Linked DNA regions of Homo sapiens: region 1 is linked to region 2. A link is an interaction called in ENCODE POLR2A ChIA-PET data of the cell type or tissue named here. Cell type or tissue: Panc1. All regions are shown on one strand. Links, peaks and the distances in the headings refer to the core of each region. The heading gives the core; the rest is flanking DNA. Region 1 overlaps LOC101927421 (a long non-coding RNA gene). Region 2 overlaps LOC101927421 (a long non-coding RNA gene).

Region 1 (4,399 bases), core at 104-4,103, 58 kb after region 2:
ACCTCCCTCTCAATCTGCCCCTTTTTGGAATCCCCAGTCTCTATTGTTTCCATATTTATGTCCATATATTTCCATTGTTGAGCTCCCACTTTTTTTTATTATACTTTATGTTCTAGGGTACATGTGCACAACGTGCAGGTTTGTTACATATGTATACATGTGCCATGTTGGTGTACTGCACGCATTAACTCGTCATTTACATTAGGTTTATCTCCTAATGCTATCCCTCCCCCCTCCCCCAACCCCACAACAGGCCCCGGTGTGTGATGTTCCCCTTCCTGTGTCCAAGTGTTCTCATTGTTCAGTTCCCACCTATGAGTGAGAACATGCGGTGTTTGGTTTTTTGTCCTTGTGATAGGTTGCTGAGAATGATGGTTTCCAGCTTCATCCATGTCCCTACAAAGGACATGACATCATCATTTTTTTATGGCTGCATAGTATTCCATGGCGTATATGTGCCACATTTTCTTAATCCAGTCTATCATTGATGGACATTTGGGTTGGTTCCAAGTCTTTGCTATTGTGAATAGTGCCGCAATAAACATATGTGTGCACGTGTCTTTATAGCAGTATGATTTATAATCCTTTGGGTATATATCCAGTAATAGAATGACTGGATCAAATGGTATTTCTAGTTCTAGATCCTTGAGGAATCGTCACACTCTCTTCCACAATGCTTGAACTAGTTTACAGTCCCACCAACAGTGTAAAAGTGTTCCTATTTCTCCACATCCTCTCCAGCACCTGTTGTTTCCTGACTTTTTAGGGATCGCCATTGTAACTGGTGTGAGATGGTATCTCATTGTGGTTTTGACTTGTATTTCTCTGATGGCCAGTGATGATGAGCATTTTTTCGTGTGTCTTTTGGCTGCATAAATGTCTTCTTTTGAGAAGTGTCTGTTCATATCCTTCGCCCAATTTTTAATGGGGTTGTTTGTTTTTTTCTTGTAAATTTGTTTGAGTTCTTTGTAGATTCTGGATATTAGCCCTTTGTCAGATGAGTAGGTTGCAAAAATTTTCTCCCATTCTTAGGTTGCCTGTTCACTCTGATGGTAGTTTCTTTTGCTGTGCAAAAGCTCTTTAGTTTAATTAGATCCCGTTTGTCAATTTTGGCTTTTGTTGCCATTGTTTTTGGTGTTTCAGACATGAAGTCCTTGCCCATGCCTATATCCTGAATGGCATTGCCTAGGTTTTCTTCTAGGGTTTTAATGGTTTTAGGTCTAACATGTAAGTCTTTAATCCATCTTGAATTAATTTTTGTGTAAGGTGTAAGGAAGGGATCCAGTTTCAGCTTTCTACTTAGGGCTAGCCAGTTTTCCCAGCACCATTTATTAAATAGGGAATCCTTTCCCCATTTCTTGTTTTTGTCAGCTTTGTCAAAGATCAGATGGTTGTAGATGTGTGGTATTATTTCTGAGGGCTCTGTTCTGTTCCATTGGTCTATATGTCTGCTTTGGTACTGGTACCATTACCATGCTGTTTTGGTTACTGCAGCCTTGTAGTATAGTTTGAAGTCAGGTAGCATGATGCCTCCAGCTTTGCTCTTTTGGCTTAGGATTGTCTTGGCAATGCAGGCTCTTTTTTGGTTACAAGTGAACTTTAAAGTACTTTTTTCTAATTCTGTGAAGAAAGTCTTTGGTAGCTTGATGGGGATGGCATTGAATCTATAAATTACCTTGGGCAGTATGGCCATTTTCATGATATTGATTCTTCCTATCCATGTAGCTCACACTTTATAAATGAGAAGATGTAGTATTTGATTGTCTGTTTCTGAGTTAACTCACTTAGGATGATAGCCTCCAGCTCCATTCATGTTGCTGCAAAGGACATGATTTTGTTCTTTTTCATGGCTGCATAGTATCCCGTGGTGTATACATACCACATTTAGTTTAATCAACTGTCGATGGACACTTGGGTTGATTCTGTGTCTTTGCTATTGTGACTAGTGGGTGTATTTTTAATATAATGATTTCTGTTCCTTTTTTTGTTGTTATTGTGAATAGTGCTGCAATACTAGCTCAGGCATATTTTTAATATAATGAGCTCTGTTCTTTTTTTTTTTTAGATGGAGTCTCGCTCTGTCACCCAAGCTGGAGTGCAGTGGCGCGATCTTGGCTTACTGCCAGCTCTGCCTCCTGGGTTCATGCCATTCTCCTGCCTCAGCCTCCAAGTAGCTGGAACTACAGGCGTCTGCCACCACGCCTAGCTAATTTTTTGTATTTTTTTAGTAGAGACAGGGTTTCACCATGTTAGCCAGGCTGGTCTTGATCTTCTGACCTCGTGGTCCGCCTGCCTTGGCCTCTGAAAGTGCTGGGAATATAGGCATGAGCCACCGTGCCTGGAAGATTTCTGTTCCTTTTAGTAGATAGCCAGCAATGGGATTGCTGGGTATAATGGTAGTTTTATTTTTACTTCTTTGAGAAATCTCTTTACTGTTTTCTGTAGAGGTGTTACTAATTAACATTCCTACCAACGGTGTATAAGCATACCCTTTTCTCAGTATCCACACTAACGTCTGTTGTTTTTTGACTTTTTGATAATAGTCATTCTGACTGGTATAAGTTGATATCCCATTTCTCTGATGATTAGTGATGTTGAGCCTTTTAAATGTTTCTTGGCTACTTGTATGTCTTCCTCTGGGAAAGGTCTTTCTCAGTCTTCCTCTCAGAAATTCTGTTCATGTTCTTTGCCCACTTTTTAATAGGGTTTTTTTTTTTTCTTGTTGAAATGTTTGAGTTTGTTGTAGATTCTGGCTATTAACCCTTTGTTGAAGCATAATTTGCAAATATTTTCTCCCATTCTCTAGATTGTCCATTTATCCTGTTACTTCTTTAGCTGTGCAGAACTTTTGAAAATTTAATTATGTCCCATTTGTCTGTTATTGTTTTTTGTTGAATTTTCTTTGGGGGTCTTAGTCATAAATACTTTGCCTAGGCCAGAAGAGTTTTTCTTAGGACTTTTATAGTCTCAGGTTTTAAAATTTAAGTCTTTAATCCATCTTGAGTTAATTTTTGTATATCGTGAGAAATAGAGGTCCAGTTTCATTCTTCTGCATGTGGCTAGCCATTTTTCCCCACTGTTTATTTTTGTTGGCTTTGTCAAAGATCAGTTCGTTGGAAGTATATGGTTTTATTTCTAGGTTCTCTATTCTGTTCCATTCACCTATGTGTCTATTTTTGTACCAGTACCATGCTGTTTTAGTTATTATAGCCTTGTACTATAATTTGAAGTTGGGTACTGTGATGCCTCTGGCTTCATTCTTTTTGTTTAGGATTGCTTTGGCTACTGGGCTTTTGTTTTGTTTTGTTTTGTTTTTTGGTTTCATATGAACTTTAGGAATTTTTTTCTAATTCTGTGAAGAATAATATTGGTAGTTTGATAGGAATTTCATTGAATCTATAGATTTCTTTGGGCAGTATGATCATTTAAGAAATATTGATTCTTCTGATTTGTGAGAATGTGATGTTCTTCCATCTGTTTGTGTCATCTATAATTTCTTTCATCAGTGTTTTGTAGCTCTCCTTGTAGAGATAACTTACCTCTTTGGTTGAATTTATTCCTAGACATTTTATTTTTATCTTGGCTATTGTAAATGTAATTGAGTTCCTGATTTGGTTCTCAGCTTGAAAATTATTTGTGTATAGAAATGAGTAGTTAGATTTCAAGAGCACAACAATTAAAAAAAGTTTTCAAGTTTTCATATCTAGCTAACAGACATGTATAGAGAGCAAATTAATGACTAAACCCTAGAAAAGAAATTGTGTGAAGGTAGGTAGAGAATAAATAATATAAAAGGACAATAGGGTGAATGTCTCAAAAATGATGTGCACCACATGAATGTTATTGACAATTCAAACCTAAATACCCAATTGATGAAATGATACACACTTTATTATTAGAATTGCATTTAAAATATTGATGAATAATTTTTATGTTGTAGTTAAATTAAGATCAGAAAGTTTGACCACGAAACCTAAATATAAATAATATTTATCAAAATGTTTTTCTCCAACTCCCTAAATAAGTCTACAATTTTCTCTGGTGTCGAAGTAATCTTTTGGTAAAATATTAAACATCCTTGAAGGGGTTGTAATTCTTTCAGACCATGCTTGTATTAAGTAGTATATTTATAACTGCTCAAGTTATTTATTCTGACTAAATTATATCCTACTACCAAGAGTTGACTTAGTGACTGGTAACTACTGTGAATAGCACCCATTTTATGTATAACAGCTTTCTAAACGCTTCATATCAACAAGCTTCCCAATAATAATAAATATTCAGGAATCACCCATATCCATCTTTCTCCAGCTTCATTGATGGAAGACTCATATGAGGTATTTGCTAAACAAACAAATTCTCAAGCCTCAACCTGGACCTTCTGAATAATAATCTTATG
Region 2 (4,399 bases), core at 164-4,163:
TGTCCCCCACTTACTACTACCCTTCCCAACTTCCAGTGACCACCATTCTGTCTACTTCTGTAGGATCAACATTTTCAGCTCCTATATGTGAGTGATAACATGTTTTTTGTCTTTCTGTGACTAGCCTATTTCACCTAACATAATGTTCCCCAGGCTTATCCATGTTGCCACAAATAACAGGATTTCATTATTATTGTGGCTGAATAATATTCTATTGTGCATATATACCACATTTTCTTTATCCATTCTTCCATTGATGGGCACTTAACGTTTATTCTATCTCTTGATTATTGCGAATAGTGCTGCAATAAACATGGGCATACAAATATCTCTTCAACATACTGATTTCTTCAAAATATACTTAGTAGTGGGATTACTAGATCATATGATATTTCTTTTTTTAGATTTTTGAGGAAATGCCATGCTGTTTTTCATGTCTGCACTAATTTACATTCTTATCTACGGTATATAAGAGTTCTCTTTTCTCTGCATCCTCACCAGCACTTGCTATATTTTGTCTTTTGGGTCATAATCATTTTAATTGGGGTCAGATAATGTCTCATTGTGGTTTTGATTTGCATTTCTCTGATGATTAATGATCTTGAGCATTTTGTTGTAAACCAGTTAGTCATTTTGTATGTTGTCTTTTGAGAAAAGCCTATTAAAATCATTTTCCCAGTTTTAATCAGATTATTATTATTATTATTGCTGGTGCTGTTACTTGTTTGAGTTCTTTATATATTTTGGATATTAATTTCTCATCAGATGGATAGTTTGAAAATACTTTCTTCCATTCTGCAGATTGTCTCCTCACTCCATTGATTGTTTCCTTTGCTGCACAGAAACTGTTTAGTTTTGTGTAATCTCATTTGTCTATTTTTGTTCTTGTTGCCTGTGGGCTTCAGAGGTCTTATCCAAAAAATCTTTGTCTAGACCAATTTCTTGAAGTGTTTTCCCTGTGTTTTCTTCGAGTAGTTTTATTGTTTTGGGTCTTTCATTTAAGTCTTTAATCCATTTTGAGCTGATTTTCATATGTGGTGAGAGATAGGGGTCTAATTTGCATCTTCTGCATATGGATATCTGGTTTTCCAAGCACCATTTGTTAAGGAGGCTGTCCTTCCTTCAGTGTTTGTTTACATGTACCCCATTTATATGTGGAAATAAATCCACAAATGTTGGCACCTTTGTGGATTTATTTCTCTGTTCTCTGTTCTGTTGCATTGGTCTATGTGTCTGTTTTTATGCCAGTGCCATGATGTTTTGGTTACTATAGCTTTGAAGTATATTTTGAAGTCAGGTAGTGTGATGCCTCCAGATTTGTTCTTTTTACTCAAGATTGCTTTGGCTATGTGAGCTTTTTGTGTGTGATTAAGTACAAATTTTAGGATTGTTTTATCTATTTCTGTGAAGGGATTGCACTGAATCTGTAGATTGCTTCGGATAGTAAGAAATTCATTCTGACTGTGGGCATCACATAAAATAGAAAGACACAAAATACTATTTTGACATTATATTCTATCATTGTAAATATTCAAATACAAATTTAATCGATTAACATTTTTAAACATTCGCCACTTCTACTATCAAACATAGATATTTTCTCTGTGTTTTAAATGCATAATTTTGTAATGAGCAGCTGTGAGTTATCTGAAATTTGCCTCTGGGAAAAGTGTAACCACTCAATAAAGAAACATTTAGTTGTAGTTGCAACTAAGTTGTTCTTCTTCCAGAGAAGTGACTCTTCTATTTACATGAAAGTCAAGATTTAAAAAAAAAGCTTTAAAAATATCCAATGCATAGTTCTGCACAGTGCCTTTTATTGCAGTAGCATATTTGTTTCTTTTATTCACTAGATAATGTGTTTGGAATTTTTCTACTATGTTACCGTTAAATTGTTGCATTAAGTTGTCTACAGAAAAAAAAAAGAGATTAAGCCAGATTTTTCAGGTGTTTCATCCGTCAGTATGCTGCAGAGAAGCAACATTTGTGTGAAGTGTCCTACCAAAGCTTTGCAAGGATCAGTCTCACTTCTATAATTTAGCACTTGAAAACAAACTTTGTGAGCTCTTCTGATAGTTGGTGCATTTCTTGAGGTTGGAAACTCATCTTATGCATCATGTATCTCCCACATACAGCATAATGCCTGGTACTAGTCCTCAAACATTTGCTGCCTTATAAATCGGAAGAGAACAAATAAAAAAACAGAGTAAAGCAGTGTTACAGATTTTTTTTTATATATATTGAAACCAGTTATCTGCAGTTACTTAAAGGCAGAAAAGAGACCTAGAACTGTGGGTCATCTGGATAAAAGTTACACTCCATTCAAACACCTTTGTTGCATGCCTGCTGCAGTCCAGGCACAGAGCTGGCTACCCACACAAGTACATCATTTCTGAATCACATGCACTTGGGCCTTGCTTTGCGCTGTGAAGACCTATTTGTGGTCTTGATGAAGAAGCAAATAAAAATGTATTTGATCTTCTTTCTCGAGGGTCATTATGAACCAAATTGAAATACCTCTAAAGTTCAGAAAAGTTCACCCAAGCTTTCCTTTGTTTGCTGTAATTCCTGTTTCTTTCTGACCTTCCTGAGTTCACAAAACTTTTGTTCCAAATAGACTCAATGATGTAACAAAAAGTCTTTAATCTAATTTCAAGATGGATAAGTTCCTGAGTGTGCTGCAGTTTGGGAGGGTAGGTTTTAGTGTGATTTACAGTGTGAAATCTACCTCAAACATCATAAAAGTGAATTTGTCCCATGATTGATTCAGAATTAAGTTGCAGTTGCATATTTTAACTTTTGGGCTTCTAGTAAAAGAATTAGTTTCTCTTTCCCATTTTCACAAACTGCATGAAAGCGTTTTATTTCTCTTTGGCTTCCTGAAGGGTACAATTGGAATAGATCTTCATTTGCTTGGCTTTCTCTACTTATGTTTGACATTTTGAGCTTTACCTATTGGTTATTTCATTCACTTGAGAAGCAATCTCAAGCAATATCAGTGTGTGTTTATGTTTCTTTGTGCATGTACCTGTGTGTGCGTGTACATGTGTGTAAACTGATGGACATTCTGAGCAGGTAGGGTCTATACTGTTTGGTATTCTGTTTCACTATTGTGTTTTGAAACTCCAATTCAAGACAATAGGGAAAACCTCACCAATATGAAAGCATGGATCACCACTATCTGAACCAGTTTGAGTTATCTGATGCTTTAATTAAATAATAAGGGAGCATCTATTTGGCTGAGGAATCAGAGCTATTTAGAATTGGGGGCCATTTTTACTAGACCCATATTGACTTAATGAGGTTTATCTGTGTGTTTCCCCAAAGAATAAAATCGAGTGAAAAAGCATTGTTTACATCAAGCGTAGCTCGTCTCTTACCACCTCCACCACCCCCCAGTTCCAATTCCAAGTCCAATTTCTAGTTTCATCTCCTATAATGAGGTCCAAGAAGATCTATATACTGAGCCCAACTTGACCATTTTTTCATTACTGTGTGAACAGTATCTTTACACTCTAATGTCTAATTTGGAATCCCAATAAGATTCATAAATTTGAGTCTAAGTAAAATGATAGGATTTCAAACAAGTATTTATTTTTTGAGCCACATCATCACAGGCTTATACAAAAAAAGTTTTTATGTGTTTAAGTGTGTATATAGGTAATCATGGGTAGATTACACAAGGACCTTATTTAAGATCTTAGAGAAATTTCTGCTTATGTTTACATAAGTAGGGCTTCCCTATGAATGCTTGTCTTCTCTAGAAGAAGAATTGATCCACTCATGAGATCCTCTCAGGTGCTGCCTAGGATATCAACACAGGCTTTGCCAAGCTACCAATGCAAATTTGGATTTTAGAAAACTTGAGGTTGTGGGGTGAAATAATGTCTTTCCTGGCTAAGAATGCATTAATGTAATTTCTTGCTTTGAAGTAATCTCTGGTAAATTTATTTTTGTAGTAGCAAGTACTTCTTAAAAATGGGTTCTTTTTTTTTTGCTATGTCCATGTGAATTTTTTTTGAGTCCCAAGACCAGAAGCCAAGGCAAGGGATCTTTCTTGAATGTCAACCACAGGCGTTTTGCACTTGCTGTCTCTTCAAGTCCCCCAGACAGTTCTGGAGGGCAAGAAGACTTCTCACTGATAAAGTTGCTGAAGATCTAGAGATAAGGCACCTATCTGAAGACACCCAGGTGTTAAATGAAGGTGTGGAATATGAACCCAAATCTAATTTTTGAGCTGTTTGTTTTCCACTGCACTGTCTGAAGGTCTCTGCTGGGATTTGGGGGATGTGATCTCAGTATGAAGAGGTAGTATGTGAAAAAGAGATTATTTGAGGATGATGGTTGGCCAAAATTTGTAAGGTGGTGAGAAAGGATGCTTTTCTGACTTAAAAATGAA

Evidence for each region. Peaks named below come from ENCODE experiments on the same cell type or tissue, not always from the same donor. Only the 100,000 strongest peaks of a DNase experiment are listed, where the experiment ranks them.
Region 1: POLR2A ChIA-PET joins it to region 2 with 5 read pairs; 2 of 35 experiments call an interaction of 5 or more read pairs at or near these places.

Annotation. Positions count from the first base shown.
Region 1 is chr5:125,305,061-125,309,459 of GRCh38, forward strand. The region is part of intron 4 of LOC101927421 (a long non-coding RNA gene); the gene reads left to right. Among named protein-coding and RNA genes, the nearest start is that of LINC02240, 190 kb to the right of the region's middle. In Panc1, for the core only: no CTCF peak of the experiment used is centred there; no DNase peak of the experiment used is centred there.
Region 2 is chr5:125,247,203-125,251,601 of GRCh38, forward strand. All of the region lies in intron 4 of LOC101927421 (a long non-coding RNA gene), which reads left to right. Among named protein-coding and RNA genes, the nearest start is that of LINC02240, 240 kb to the right of the region's middle. In Panc1, for the core only: no CTCF peak of the experiment used is centred there; no DNase peak of the experiment used is centred there; H3K27ac peaks cover 1,136 bases.